Regions from separate parts of the Homo sapiens genome. Here region 2 is linked to region 1. Evidence: chromatin contacts called from ENCODE Hi-C or POLR2A ChIA-PET data. All regions are on one chromosome and are shown on one strand. The core of a region is the stretch at or near the end of the contact, and the rest is flanking DNA. Distances in the headings are between cores, read along the strand shown.

Region 1 (6,037 bases), core at 3,509-6,008:
GAGATTTAGAGGGAATACCTATCCAAACTATATCACTACCTATTCCAGTGTTGGCAGGAGCTGGTTTTTGTTGGAAGACATATTTGTGTCAACCATGTAAAAAGCTTATTCATATTCCCACTGCCTTTTGATACCACACCATGGCCAATTACGGATGAAATGCCAGTTTCTTTCCTCCTAGGTTTTTGTGGAGAGACTGAGAAAATCACTTCCTGGAGAAATGAAGGCTGAAAGCCCTGGCAAAAAAGGAGATGGTTCTCTAGAGACAGGCAGGAAAAAAGTTTCAGGAGGAGACATGTCAGGTGCTGATGCGAGAAGCAAAGGTACCAATGTTGATGGCACCTTCTTCCAGATCGTAAAGGGCTTCTCCTTGGGTTCAAGCTTTCTGCAAATGGCAGCAGCTGGGCAGGCTGCTAAGCATAGAGGAGAGTTGCCCTCACCTGATCCTGAGAACCAAGACTAAGTAACGCATCCTGGAAAGGCCCAGGCCAAACAGAGGCCCTGTGGCGAGTTGCTCCAAGGGAAACCCAGGAACGGAGAAGGAAGGAGGAAGTTTGGGAAGCAGACCCATGCTTTGACTGAAAGGTGAGCAACAATAGAAGGAAGGGGAATAAAAGCCTTCCGCTTTCGTCATCCCTGCAAAGAAAATGGAATTCATAAATTTGAGACTCAAATGTACTCTGCAAAATTTTAAAATTTGCAGCATTTTGTTATTTGGGGGCCGGTGTTAGACTGCAGATAAACATGTAGTTTAATACATACATATTATATCAGATTACATATTGCTACAATTATTGGAGTTGCTTTGCTGTTTGCAAAATGAGCCTTGTAGGAAACAAGTGTTTCCAAGTAAATGATGACTGAAAGATTCTATGAAGAAGAAAAAAAATGTAACCATAAGGTTTAAATGCTTTAGAGGAAGTCAAGCTTGGAGGACAAGTTATATTTGTGTTTAGAAGCCATGCTGGATGCTACAAGTGTGCATTATGAATGTGCACAGTAAACGGGAGGCAAAGGAGCCAGCAGGGCTATGAGGATGGGGGTGCTATGGGGACATAGTCATAGACAGTTAAAGAGCATAAAGAATATCGACAGAGTTCAATGAATAGAATGGAGCTACCCTGGGAGATAAAGATACACAATTAGGTTGAAGCACAACCAGATAGGTGATATATTATGTTCTTTCTCAAGGTTGGCTTTTCTGTGCTGTTTATCTCCCAAGAACACTTGAGTTGTTGCAAGCAAACTTTCTGGGTTTTTTTTTTTTGTGGAGATGGAGTTTTGCTCTTGTCACCCAGGCTGCAGTGCAGTGGCATGATCTCAGCTTACTGCAACCTCCGCCTCCCGGGTTCAAGCGATTCTCCTGCCCCAGCTCCTGAATAGCTGGGATTACAGGCACCCACCACCACTCCTGGCTAATTTTTTGTATTTTTAGTAGAGACGGGGTTTTGCCATGCTGGGCAGGCTGGTCTCGAACTCCTGACCTCAGGTGATCCACCCTCCTCAGCCTCCTAAAGTGCTGGGATTACAGGTGTGAGCCACCACTCCTGACTGCAAAGCAAACTTTTGAGCTGAGAACTGAAGTCTCAACTCAAGCACAGTCCACTAACTGTCTTCCCTATTGCTGTAGAGCCCTTGGTAGGGAACTAAAGACCTTCCACAAGCTGATCTCAGTCTGCCTTCCCAAACTAAGGCACAGAAGAGCCAGCAGTTAAAGTATTAGACTGGGAAAAGATGAGTTAACTTTGGGCCTCTCTAACCCCACTTTGGTAGTTGAGAGATAGCACTGGTTGCCTAATAAGGAGTGGGATGGTGGCAAGTACAAAGCTTGCTCATCCATCCAGGCATTGTCCTATCCCCTCAGCTGCCCTTTCTACTTCCTTCCTCCTTCGCCCCCACCCCATCTTCAAGGAATTTAGCTATACTCTGCAGGTGCCCTCTGACCAGCCAAAATCATCATCACAGCCAAAACCATACTTGCCCACCTTTTGACATGCTTCAAACTTACTACGCACCTTTCCTTTCACTTTCTACCCAACTCTCCAGACAAATTCACAGAGAAATCCTGGCATTATTGTCATAGCAAAACACAGTAGAGAAGCCTTACTGTTAATCAACATGGGGATTAGCTAAAAAAACAAAATTGTGGGCCGGGCACGGTGGCTCACGCCTGTAATCCCAACACTTTGGGAGGCCGAGGCAGGCAGATCATGAGTGAGGAGATCGACACCATCCTGGCTAACACAGTGAAACCTCGTCTCTACTAAAAATACAAAAATTAGCTGGGCGTGGTGGCGGGCACCTGTAGTCCCAGCTACTGGGGAGGCTGAGGCAGGAGAATGGCGTGAACCCGGGAGGCGGAGCTTGCGATGAGCCAAGATCTCGCCACTGCACTCCAGCCTGGGCAACAGAGCGAGACTCCACCTCAAAAAAAAAATTGTGGTTGACCCCATTAAGGAATACTATGCAGCCATAAAAAAGAAGAGGAATGCACTGCGTGAATTAATAGGGGGAAATGTCCATGAGCATTCTTTTTTCCCAAGTAATTTTCCCAACACTATGTCTGGAGAGAGATGAATCCATTTTTTATAAAATAAAACAAAATAAAAACTATATAGATGTCCTGAGACCCACCCCCACCAAGAGTATGCCTGCAGAAAAACAGGTAGTCTGACTTGGCTAAGGTCCGAGCTACTTGCCTTGCTGGTTTGGATTGAGTATACACACTGGGTGAGTCTAACGGTGGACGTGGAGGAGTAGGAGAACCAGAGCCAGTTCAGGTGCAGGGAGGCTGGGAGAAGGCAGGCTTGGAAGAAAGAATGAGGAAGGGAAAAGAAAGGGCAAGAGAGACAGAGAGAGCAGGTGCTGTGGGGAGAGGAACTACTTCGGGGACATCCTACTGGCTACCCTGAAAATCATGGGAGTATTTTGGTGTGATCACCACTTTCTAAAGCCAGTTTTTCAGCTTGGAATATTTTTTTTAGCCACTGTGGAAGAAACAAAACTTCTCATCGAATATTAGGTTTATAAACTGTCAGAAGAACTTTATTTTAAAGCCACTGCAAAAGGAAAATAATTGAGCTGGTGTTTGCTGCCTAAAACACCAGAGGTCACATAGTATGGTCTTAAAGAAGAGAAACTCAGGGAAAGGAGGGAAAGAAGAAGAAAAATGCTTTGAACTTAATATGTATATATCTTCATGTGACTAATAAGAGGTAATTTTTGAGCCATTACCATCTGCTAAAATTACCTTTCATGACTGGCTAAGCCTTTATCACAAGCCTTTCAATTCATGCAGATGTAACAGGTTTACATTTTACATGGATAAGGCCCTGCAGAAAAACAATTTGACAACAATGGTGTCCTTATCCCTTCATAATTAATGACAACAGAGAAATCTGTATCTTGATGGATATCAGCACACATGTTTATCCTCATTCGAGACCTTCACCCCATTCCAATAGTCAGCTGTCAAAAGCTTTTTGTTTAGTTCATTAGGTTCTCACTTCAGCTTCCTTATAAGCAAAAACAGATGACTTACAACAGAAGATGGAATAAGCAAAATATTTTAGATCCGAGTTATTTGTTTCACAGATTTCATTTAATGTAAACTGATTCCCTTCATAAGGGGAGATAAACTCCTGGAGAGTTCTGTTGTTGTTTCTAATTTAAATATATTTTCTATATTTTCCAAAAGGCGTAAATAAATGTGTTTTAATTTGTAACCACAAAAATAATTTTTAAAAATAGTAGAGATCAGGCCGGGTGTGGTGGCTCACGCCTGTGATCCCAGCACTTTGAGAGGCCAAGGCAGGCGGATCACTTGAGGTCAGGAGTTCCAGACCAGCCTGGCCAACATGGTAAAACCCTATCTCTACTAAAAATACAGAAATTCGCCGGGCACATCTGTAATCCCAGCTACTCAGGAGGCAGGAGAATCGTATGAACCCAGGAAGCAGAGGTGCAGTGAGTGACAGAGTAAGACTCTGTCTCAAAAATAAATAAATGATAGAGACCAATCATAAAAAGTAACTGCTTTGTAAAAGCTTTAGTCCTCACCCTGATTCCCCACTGCTGCTGTGTCCTTCCAAAGAAGAATTAGCGTCTCCTCAAACAGGAAAGCTGATTTTAATGGTGGGCCCAATTGATGACTGAGTCTGCCTGGCTGGCCTGATGGCAGTCATTGATATCCATGGAAGAAGCCATGTCTTCTCAGGAGTTTCCACCATTTGTGAAGAAAGTACCTCAGTCAGAGCTTCAGGTGCCTCTAGTAGCCTCTAGCTGCCTTAGTACTTGTGAGGCCACAGCCCTGCTCATTTAGCCACCATGCCTCTGTTTCCCACAGAAGACAAAATATAAAGCATCCAAAAAGTGTATGTCTCAGTCAGGGTCCAGACAGAGATCAACGGGAGATTTAACACAGAGAACCAGCTACCAGGGTGTTGGAAGAGCTGAGATGCAGAGCAGGGGTCAATGATGTGACCCAGGCATCAGCAACAATTGGAAGTTGTCACCTGCTCTAGGCTGATGGGACAAACTTATTACCCGTGCCCAGAAGCCAGGGCTCCCTGGTGAGAACTGGCTGCACCGGCAGAGGAGCTGTCTCACGGGAGGTGGATGTGAAGGAGGCACAGTCCCTGTTGGAGAGGCCACTGGAAGCAGAGAAATGGGGAGAGGAAGGAATACCCAGGCTTCTTCGTTCCCCGCTCCATCCTCTCACAGTGCCTCCCATTAGCGGAAGTTCTCCAGAAGCCACTTGGCAAAGGAGCCTGAGAAAGAAAGGAGGAAGCACTGAGGCAACATGAGCTGACAGTTTCACTCTGTCCTTTCTTCTGTATTCCGAGTGTAGCCCACTCACTGTTGTCTCCCACTTGAGTCGTGCAGCATCCATCTGACTCGTCACCCCGCCTCCAAGACAGTCTCCACACCACCGCTAAACCTCCTCAGGGGCCTCTCGGGATCTTCAGGTGCAAAGCTACTGCACGGTCCTTCTGAGCTGACCCTGCCCCGCTCTACCATACCTCTTCCAATGGCCGCCTCACATCCTATGCTCCTGCCAGACTAAACCTTCTTATTGTTTATTCTTTCTTTATGAAAACATTCAAAAGAGCAAAAAGGCCCAGAGAGTAATACGAGGAACATCCATGTATCTACCATCAAGTCTAAACATGTAAAACTTTATAAAGCCTCTTGTGTAACCTTTCTGTGATTACACTTCCCTCTTTGATCCACTGCCAATGAAAACCATCATCCTGAATTTTATGTTTATCATTTTCAGGTATGTCTTCATGCTTTGATAAAATACATAAATATCCCTGAGTGATCAATGATATTGCAGGTTTTCAGGCATTATATATAAAGTATCATAGTGTGTGTACCCTTTAGCAACTTTTCCACTCAACATTACATTTAGGAGCTATATACCTGTGTATACATGGAGCCCTACATAGTTCACTTCTAACTGTTCCTTACCATAGAACTGTACTTACACTAGGTGGAATAAATTGCCTTATGAGTGTCGGACTATAAAATCAGTACACTATGGGTTAAAGCAGATATACATGAAGCCATCCTCAAAAGAGTCAGAATAGGTCTTAATATGATTAAACATACAAACATACCACACTGAGCGATATATCACTCAGAAAATGGTTGATCAGCAATGGAAGCATGGAAAACAGAGAGTAAGAGGAATAATCTTCAGAAGGTAGCTTAGTGTGTGGGAAGAGTCAGTTGAAGTGTCGTCAAGCTATAAAAGTTTGATGCTTCCTTCTCCACTGTAAAATAATAATAATAATAATAATAATAATAAAAAAGACCAGTTTAATCACATGGTTGAGAGCCACATTTTTCTCTTCCTTGGACAAGGTCATGCTGTGTTTGCTTCTCTTACTCTCTGTTTTTCATGCTTCCATTGTTGACGAACCCTTTTCTGAGTGACATATCGCTCAGTGTGATACGTTTGTGTCTTTAATCATATTAAGATCTATTCCAACTCTTTTGAGGATGGCTTCATGAATTTCTGCTTTAATCCATA
Region 2 (6,810 bases), core at 3,977-6,476, 370 kb after region 1:
CTGGGAGGAAAATAACTGGGAAGAAATTTGCATGATCTGTTACTCAATGCTCCCACATTGCCTTCAGATGGGACATTCTGCACAGCCCTCCCAACCCCACCAGGGCAGGCCTAGGGGTACAGAGATGTTGGGGCCATTGTTCTGAAAAAAATAATTTTTTTTTTTTTGAGATGGGCTCTTGCTCTGTCACCCAGGCTGGAGTGCAGTGGCGTGATCACGGCTTACTGCAGCCTTGAACTCTTGGGCTCAAGTGGTCCTCCCACCTCAGCCTCCCAAGTAGCAGGGACTATACATGCATGCCACCATACTAGTTTAATTGTTTTTCATTTTTTCGGTAAGAGATGGGGTTTCACTATGTTGCCCAGGCTGGTCTCGAACTTCTGGGCTCAAGTGATCCTCCCTTGAACTCCTGGGCTCAAGCGATCCTCCCTCGTCGACCTCCCAAAGTGCTGGGATTACAGGCGTGAGCCACCGTGCCCAGCCTGTCTTGAAATACTTTTGGATTGATAAGAACCCTATGGTTTCAAAGTCAGCAGAGTACCTGAATCAGAAAAACAAGATTCTCCTCCCAGCAAGTCAACCTTTTCCTACGCCTCTGGCCATTCCTCTATCAGCTGCAGTTTAGGACAGCAAGCAGTGACAAGTTAACTGCAATAGAGCCCTACTGCTCACAGACGGGGAATAGACATGAAGCACGTGTGTGTCTACACCAGCGGAGGCCCTGCTTTCTAGCATCCCTGGCTGTGGACATCACATCTTTGCCTATGGGTGAACTTCAGGTAAACTGGTGCTCAGCCCTCAGCCCTCACCAAAGGCAACCTTCCTTTTACAAAAAGCAATTCGATCCTCATCCCAAAATAACACTATATGGCATTTAGACTCTACTTAATATCAAAATGGGCAGGGGGTCTGCAGGGTCAAAACTACTTTCATATGAGATGTTATTTGCCCATTTCACCCTGTTCTCTCTTGAGTGTACAAAGCTGCGTGCTTTGGGGAAACTCAGTCTGATATCACAGCAGACTGAATGCAAAAGCAGATATGAGACTCCATCTGTCTTTTATTAAGCTAGACACTTTTTAAAATTGCAGAAATATAAAAGAGGGCCAAACTTCTTTTTGTTTTGGAAAATATAGGTATTTTTCTAAATGAGAAATGTTATGTTAACATGTAGCAGGTTGATTATTGTAATAAATAAATAAATTTTTTAAATTCTCCATTTTGTTTTTTTGGTTGTTTTTCTTGAGACGGAGTCTCGCTCTGTCGCCCAGGCTGGAGTGCAATGGCCCAGTCTTGACTCACTGCAACCTCCGCCTCCCAGGTTCAAGCGATTCTCTTGCCTCAGCCTCCCCAATAGCTGGGACTACAGGCATGTGCCACCACACCCGACTAAATGTTGTATTTTTAGTAGAGATGGGGTTTTGCCATGTTGGCCAGGCTGGTCTCTAACTCCTGACCTCAGGTGATCCACCCACCTTGGCCTCCCAAAGTGCTGGGATGATAGGCATGAACCAACACACCCGGCCGTCGGTTTCTATTTTATTTTACACTTTTTAAACGTTTCTTTTTTTTTTTTTTTTTTTGAGACAGGGGTCTGTGCTGTGTTACCCAGGCTGACCTCGAACTCCCGGGCTCAAGCATCCTCCTGTCTCAGCCTCCCAAGTAGCTGAGATTGTAGGCATGGGCCACCGTGACTGCTTCAGTTTATTTTATTTTATTTTATTTATTTATTTTTGAGACGGAGTCTTGCTCTGTTGCCCAGGCTGGAGTGCAGTGGCCCGATCCCGGCTCACTGCAACCTCCGCCTCCCAAGTTCAAGTGATTCTTCTGCCTCAGCCACGCAAGTAGCTGGGACTACAGGCATGCGACACTACACCTGGCTAATTTTTATATTTTTAGTAGAGACGGGTTTTCACCATATTGGCCAGGTTGGTCTCAAACTCCTGATCTGCCCGCCTCGGCCTCCCAAAGTGCTGGGATTACAGGCTTGAGCCACCGCGCCTGGCCAGTTTTGTTTTGAGAGACAGAGAGTCTCGCTCTGTCACCCAGGCTGGAGTGCAGTGGCGCGATTTTGGCTCTGTGCAACCTCTGCCTCCCAGATTCAAGCCATTTTCCTGCCTCGGCCTCCCGAGTAGTAGCTGGGACCACAGGGCGGCTAATTTTTAAAATTTTTAGTAGAGATGGGGTTTCCCCATGTTGGCCAGGCCGGTTCAGTTTTAATCTACAAACTGGTAACTATTGAGAGGTACAACCCACATAAACAAACTAAAAGCTCTTCGAGGTCCTCAGTAACGTTTAAGAGTATAAAGGTGCCCCGAGACCAAGAAGTCTGAGCAGCGCTGCCTCATTTCCCCTCCTCCCAGAGTGAAAACGTATCCATTTGACTCTTGAAAGAGCAAACCTCAGAACGAGGCTCATGGGCAGTTGGGAAAGCAATGCGACTAAAACACAATAACTGCCCTTAAGGAACTGCTGGTTATGTAGGAGCTAGCGACAGGTCAGCAGCCGCCCATAACATACCTGTCATTGCCAGGCCACCCCTGCCTCTCTCCCGCCGCAGCCCTAGGTTCCCGAAATTCCGGCCCCTGCGCACCCCCTGGTGGCCGCCCCTCGCCGGTGCAGTCTTCTTCCTCCGGAGCGTCAGAATGCTCACTAAGGACCTCAGGCCTGGACCCCATCACCGTGAGGAGCAGTCTAGGTCCCGGGTGGCCTTCTGCCTGTCCCCTCTGCTCATGTTTATCCCTTGATGACTAATCCCAGCCTGCTTCTGCCTGTGTACCTGCCCTTTGAGAGTACTAGACATCCTTCCCCTGGCCAACCATATTTGTAGGTGATAGAGACAGTATATCAGTCTGGGCACATTGGCTCAGGCCTGTAATCCCAGCATTTTGGGAGGCCGAGGCGGGAGAACTGCTAGAGCCCAGAAGTTTGAGACCGGCCTGGGCAACATAGCAAGACCCCATCTCTTTAAAAACAATTTTTTTTTTAAAGAGAGTACATCACAGTAGAAATAATATATGTTGTAGATTGAACCTGAGTCCAGGCAGTGCCATGCCAAAGTTACACTTCTTACTGATCTGCCCTATAGCAAATGATCTGTTGTATAAAGTAACCCTGGACATTGGCAATTGATGGATATTCTACACTGGGATCAAGTTCCTTCAGGAGGGGTAAAGCGAGTCCCAACTCTCCAAATCTTGTTGGCTTAGCTAGATTCCCTGCTCTTCTGGACTGCATGTCACTGGCTATACTTTCAGCATCCTCACATAAGGATCAATACCCCAAGACCTGCATGAGTCCTCCTAGGACTTTCTTCTGGGGATTTAGGGGCCCTACTGTTGTAAACAGGACTCAAGTAGTCAACTATAAAATCCCAGAAATCCCAGAACTCCTCAAAGTGAGTATGCAGATTAACACTTTGTTTGTTTTGCTTGTTCGTTTTGCTTGTTTGTTGTCTCTATTTTAATCAAACCCTAGAAATTCAGAATGAGAATATCCTCAAATTGATAATACTATTGGAAGCAGGTGAGGGAATTTCAGAGACAGTGAGGTTTATCCTACAGTTCTGACCCAGAGTCCATTAGCAGTAACCTGACTGCCCCATAAATGACCTCAACCATCTTAGCCTAGTGGTCTCCATGGTAACCATCAAAGAGTGGTCCCCCTTTCTTACCTACAGATGTTCCTCCCACCTTCACCTGCACCCAGCACTTCAGGCATGACCTAGAACTGGATTCTGTACAAATGCCATTTGCAGAGGTATTGTTCCCTTCCTTCCTCCCTTCCTCCCTCCCTCCCTCTCTCCCTCCCTCCTTTCTTTCTTTTTCTTTCTTTCTTTCTTTCTTTTCTTCTTTTAAATAGAGATGGAGTCCTACTATGCTCAAGCAATCTTCCTGTTTCAACCTCCCAAGTAACTGGGATTACACGTGTGCTCAGCCTTTCTTCCCTTTGAATCCATGTTTTAAGCAAGTAGAACCATTTCTTTAATTTACACAGAAAAGCCCTTTAAATATAAATTAGGAGTATCAGGTACATGAGGGGTTATTTCATTAGTCTTTCTACTTTTGCATATGCTTAAAATATGCTTAAAAATTTTTATTTGAAAATTATCTTGATTGTGACAAAAAATAAATAAAAATAAAAAATTCAGAGAACAAACAGAAAAGGGAAACATTAAAAATACATCCTTTCTTCAACATGTCTGAAGGAAATCTGGCCTTTGCAAAAAAAAAAAAAAGAGAGAAAGAGAAGAGGTTATGCAGTAAATGTCATTTTCTACAAGTGGAAATCGTAGATTGTGAGCCTCAATCATTATCTGGGGTACGGGAAGGTGGCATAGCTGAAGACTTTAATTTTGGAGTACTTGAAGAATCTAAATCAATCTTTAAAGTATAATAAAAATGTGTAGATTTGGAGGGAAATTTTAAAAATCAATCATATTGTCCTTCTTCCACAATCCCTTTCCCATCTTCTCCCCTAGCAGCCTCCTCTTCCTCACAACCTTTCAAATGTCCACAGTGAGAAATACAGTGTTGACACCTGTTGCTTTTGTCTTGCAGCAGGGGTTGGGTAAACTATGGTTCTTGGGAACGGTTTAATCAGACTTCTTCCACAGATTTAAAAGATGGCCCTTGAATAACGTTAAAGATATGATTTTGCTATTGTGCATTTACTTTGTAAGATAAACACATTAATCAAAAATGGAGGAATTAAAATTCAGATTTTGTATTGCTGTTTGCTAAATAATTAACATGAAGGCATATTGTCACTCTCTTTAAATTCTAAAAAAACAAACCAATCAAAAACCCAAACCCCAAAACCCAAAACTACGGTCCTGACCTGTTTTGTTTGACCAGCAAGCTAAAAATGGTTCTATCATTATACATATTTTTTCAAATGTTTAATGTAATTTTATTTTTTTCCACGGGGGAGTTGGCCACTGTCCTGCTGTCCATATCAACCAACACCTTTTCTGGGATCTGATGAGTGTCATTAGGATTGTTCTTACCCAAAGGTTTTTACATTTTTGAAGGGTTGTAAAACAAGCAGACACACAAAAAAGAATAGGTTGACAGACACCCTGTGGCTGGGTCTAACCTCGGCTGTAGGCTGGCTGGAGCCCTGGTGAAAGGTGGCTTTTCTTCCATCCAGGCAGTCACTAACAAGAGGTACAGCCTTGAAGTTGCCATGCCGACAGGGAATTCAGTTCTTAAAATAGTAGACTGTGCTCAGGCATTTTCAGGGTGGGTGGGTTTGGAGGGAGGGGGTTGGGAATAGGGGTGGGGAGAGATGATAAACTAATGAGTCACACCCAACTGGTGACAGCTGCTCCAACAACCCTCTGGCAACATGAAGTGGGGAGGAAAGGACATTTTCCATGAATGGGAACAGTTTGGTTTCCTCACAGTATTTTCCTGCCTGGCCAGAGGAAATTCCCATCTCCACCTCCTCTCTCTCCCTCCTGCCACTCCCCAGCCTCCTCCTTGCAGAGAACAGAAGGAGGAAACGCCCATCTCACAAAGAGCCTGCCATGATTCAGAGGGACTGGTTGTTACTGAGGATTAGTCTGTGCAGGGACTGAGAGGAGCTCACTCTCACACACGCTGCCTTGGGACTCCGTGCGTTGGGAGGCCTGGGAACGAGCATTATCATCATCGCAAGATCTAATGAAAGTATTTCACTAAAAATGTCTTTAATCCAGATCGGTGAATCAATCAATAATAGTTATTCTTTGAGACTCGCCTGTTGCCCCTCTACTGTTCATAAGGTTTTTTTTTTAGAATTGGGGTCTCGATCTGTTCCCAGGCTGCACGACCATAGCTCACCATAACCTCAAACTCCTGGGGTCAACCGATCCTCCTGCCTCAGCCTCGCAAGTAGCTGGGGCTACACCACATCTGGCTGATCTATTTTTTTCTGTGTGATAAATATACATAACATAAAATCTACCATTTAACCATTTCCCAGCGATGCAATTCAGTGGCAGTAAGTTCATTCCCATTGTGCAACCATCAATATCTTCCAGCACTAGAATTTTTTTTTTTTTTTGAGGCAGAGTCTCACTCTATTGCCCAGGCTGGAGTGCAGTGGCATGATCTCGGCTCACTGCAGCTTCCTGCCTCCCAGGTTCAAGCAATTCTCCTGCCTCACCCTCTCGAGTAGCTGGGACTACAGGCACATGCCACCACATCTGGCTAATTTTTGTATATTTAGTAGAGACAGAGTTTCACCATGTTAGCCAGGCTGGTCTCAATCTCCTGACCTCAAGCAATCTACCCACCTCGGCCTTCCAAAGTACTGGGATTACAGGCGTGAGCCACCACGCCATGGCTAGGACTTTTTAACCATCCCACACTCTGAAACTGGGTGCATAACTCCTCGCTCTGCCTCCCATTGCCATCCCAACCCTGGCAACCACCGTTCTACTTTCTGTCTCTATGAATTTGGCTGCTTTAGGTAGCTCATGTAAGTGGAATCATCCAATATTTGTCCTTTTGTGTCTGGCCTATTTCACTTATTATAATATGTTCAAGGTTTGTCCATGTTGTAACATATGTCAAAACACAAAATTACAACGAATCCAGTTTAAGGATCTTAACTGACTTTATTTGTGATTCTAAAATTGGGCAATACTTCATTCCATAAAACAGAATACATGTTTTGGGCCGGGCGCAGTGGCTCACACCTGTAATCCCAGCACTTTGGGAGGCTGAGGCGGGTGGATCACTTCAGGTCAGGAGTTTGAGACCAGCCTGGCCAACATGATGAAAACCTGTCTCTACAAAAAATACAAAAATTAGCTGGGCCTGG

Evidence for each region. A loop is a pair of places that touch in the nucleus more often than their neighbours do. ChIA-PET counts read pairs that join two places held with the same protein, here RNA polymerase II (POLR2A). Pooled maps may share reads with other maps.
Region 2: a loop to region 1 is called in a map of GM13976, with 2.3 times the contacts of the local background. The contact joins two enhancer-like sites. A Hi-C loop is called at or near these places in 6 of 168 maps with a recorded cell type or tissue (GM13976, Ramos, esophagus squamous epithelium and 3 more) and 3 of 50 pooled maps. POLR2A ChIA-PET finds 5 or more read pairs at or near these places in 3 of 52 experiments (Caco-2, OCI-LY7 and activated naive CD4-positive, alpha-beta T cell).

What each region holds. Positions count from the first base shown.
Region 1 is chr2:64,500,338-64,506,374 of GRCh38, forward strand. LINC01805 (long intergenic non-protein coding RNA 1805) reads left to right here. Exons shown (of 3, transcript NR_147011.1): 3 at 182-567. Among named protein-coding and RNA genes, the nearest start is that of LINC01805, 17 kb to the left of the region's middle. Within about 2 kb of position 4,759, at least 2 of the 41 ENCODE cell types and tissues checked have a DNase peak (open chromatin) inside an H3K27ac peak, as active enhancers do.
Region 2 is chr2:64,871,030-64,877,839 of GRCh38, forward strand. No RefSeq gene overlaps it. Among named protein-coding and RNA genes, the nearest start is that of LINC01800, 11 kb to the left of the region's middle. RefSeq lists a silencer at 5,004-5,210. Within about 2 kb of position 5,227, at least 8 of the 41 ENCODE cell types and tissues checked have a DNase peak (open chromatin) inside an H3K27ac peak, as active enhancers do.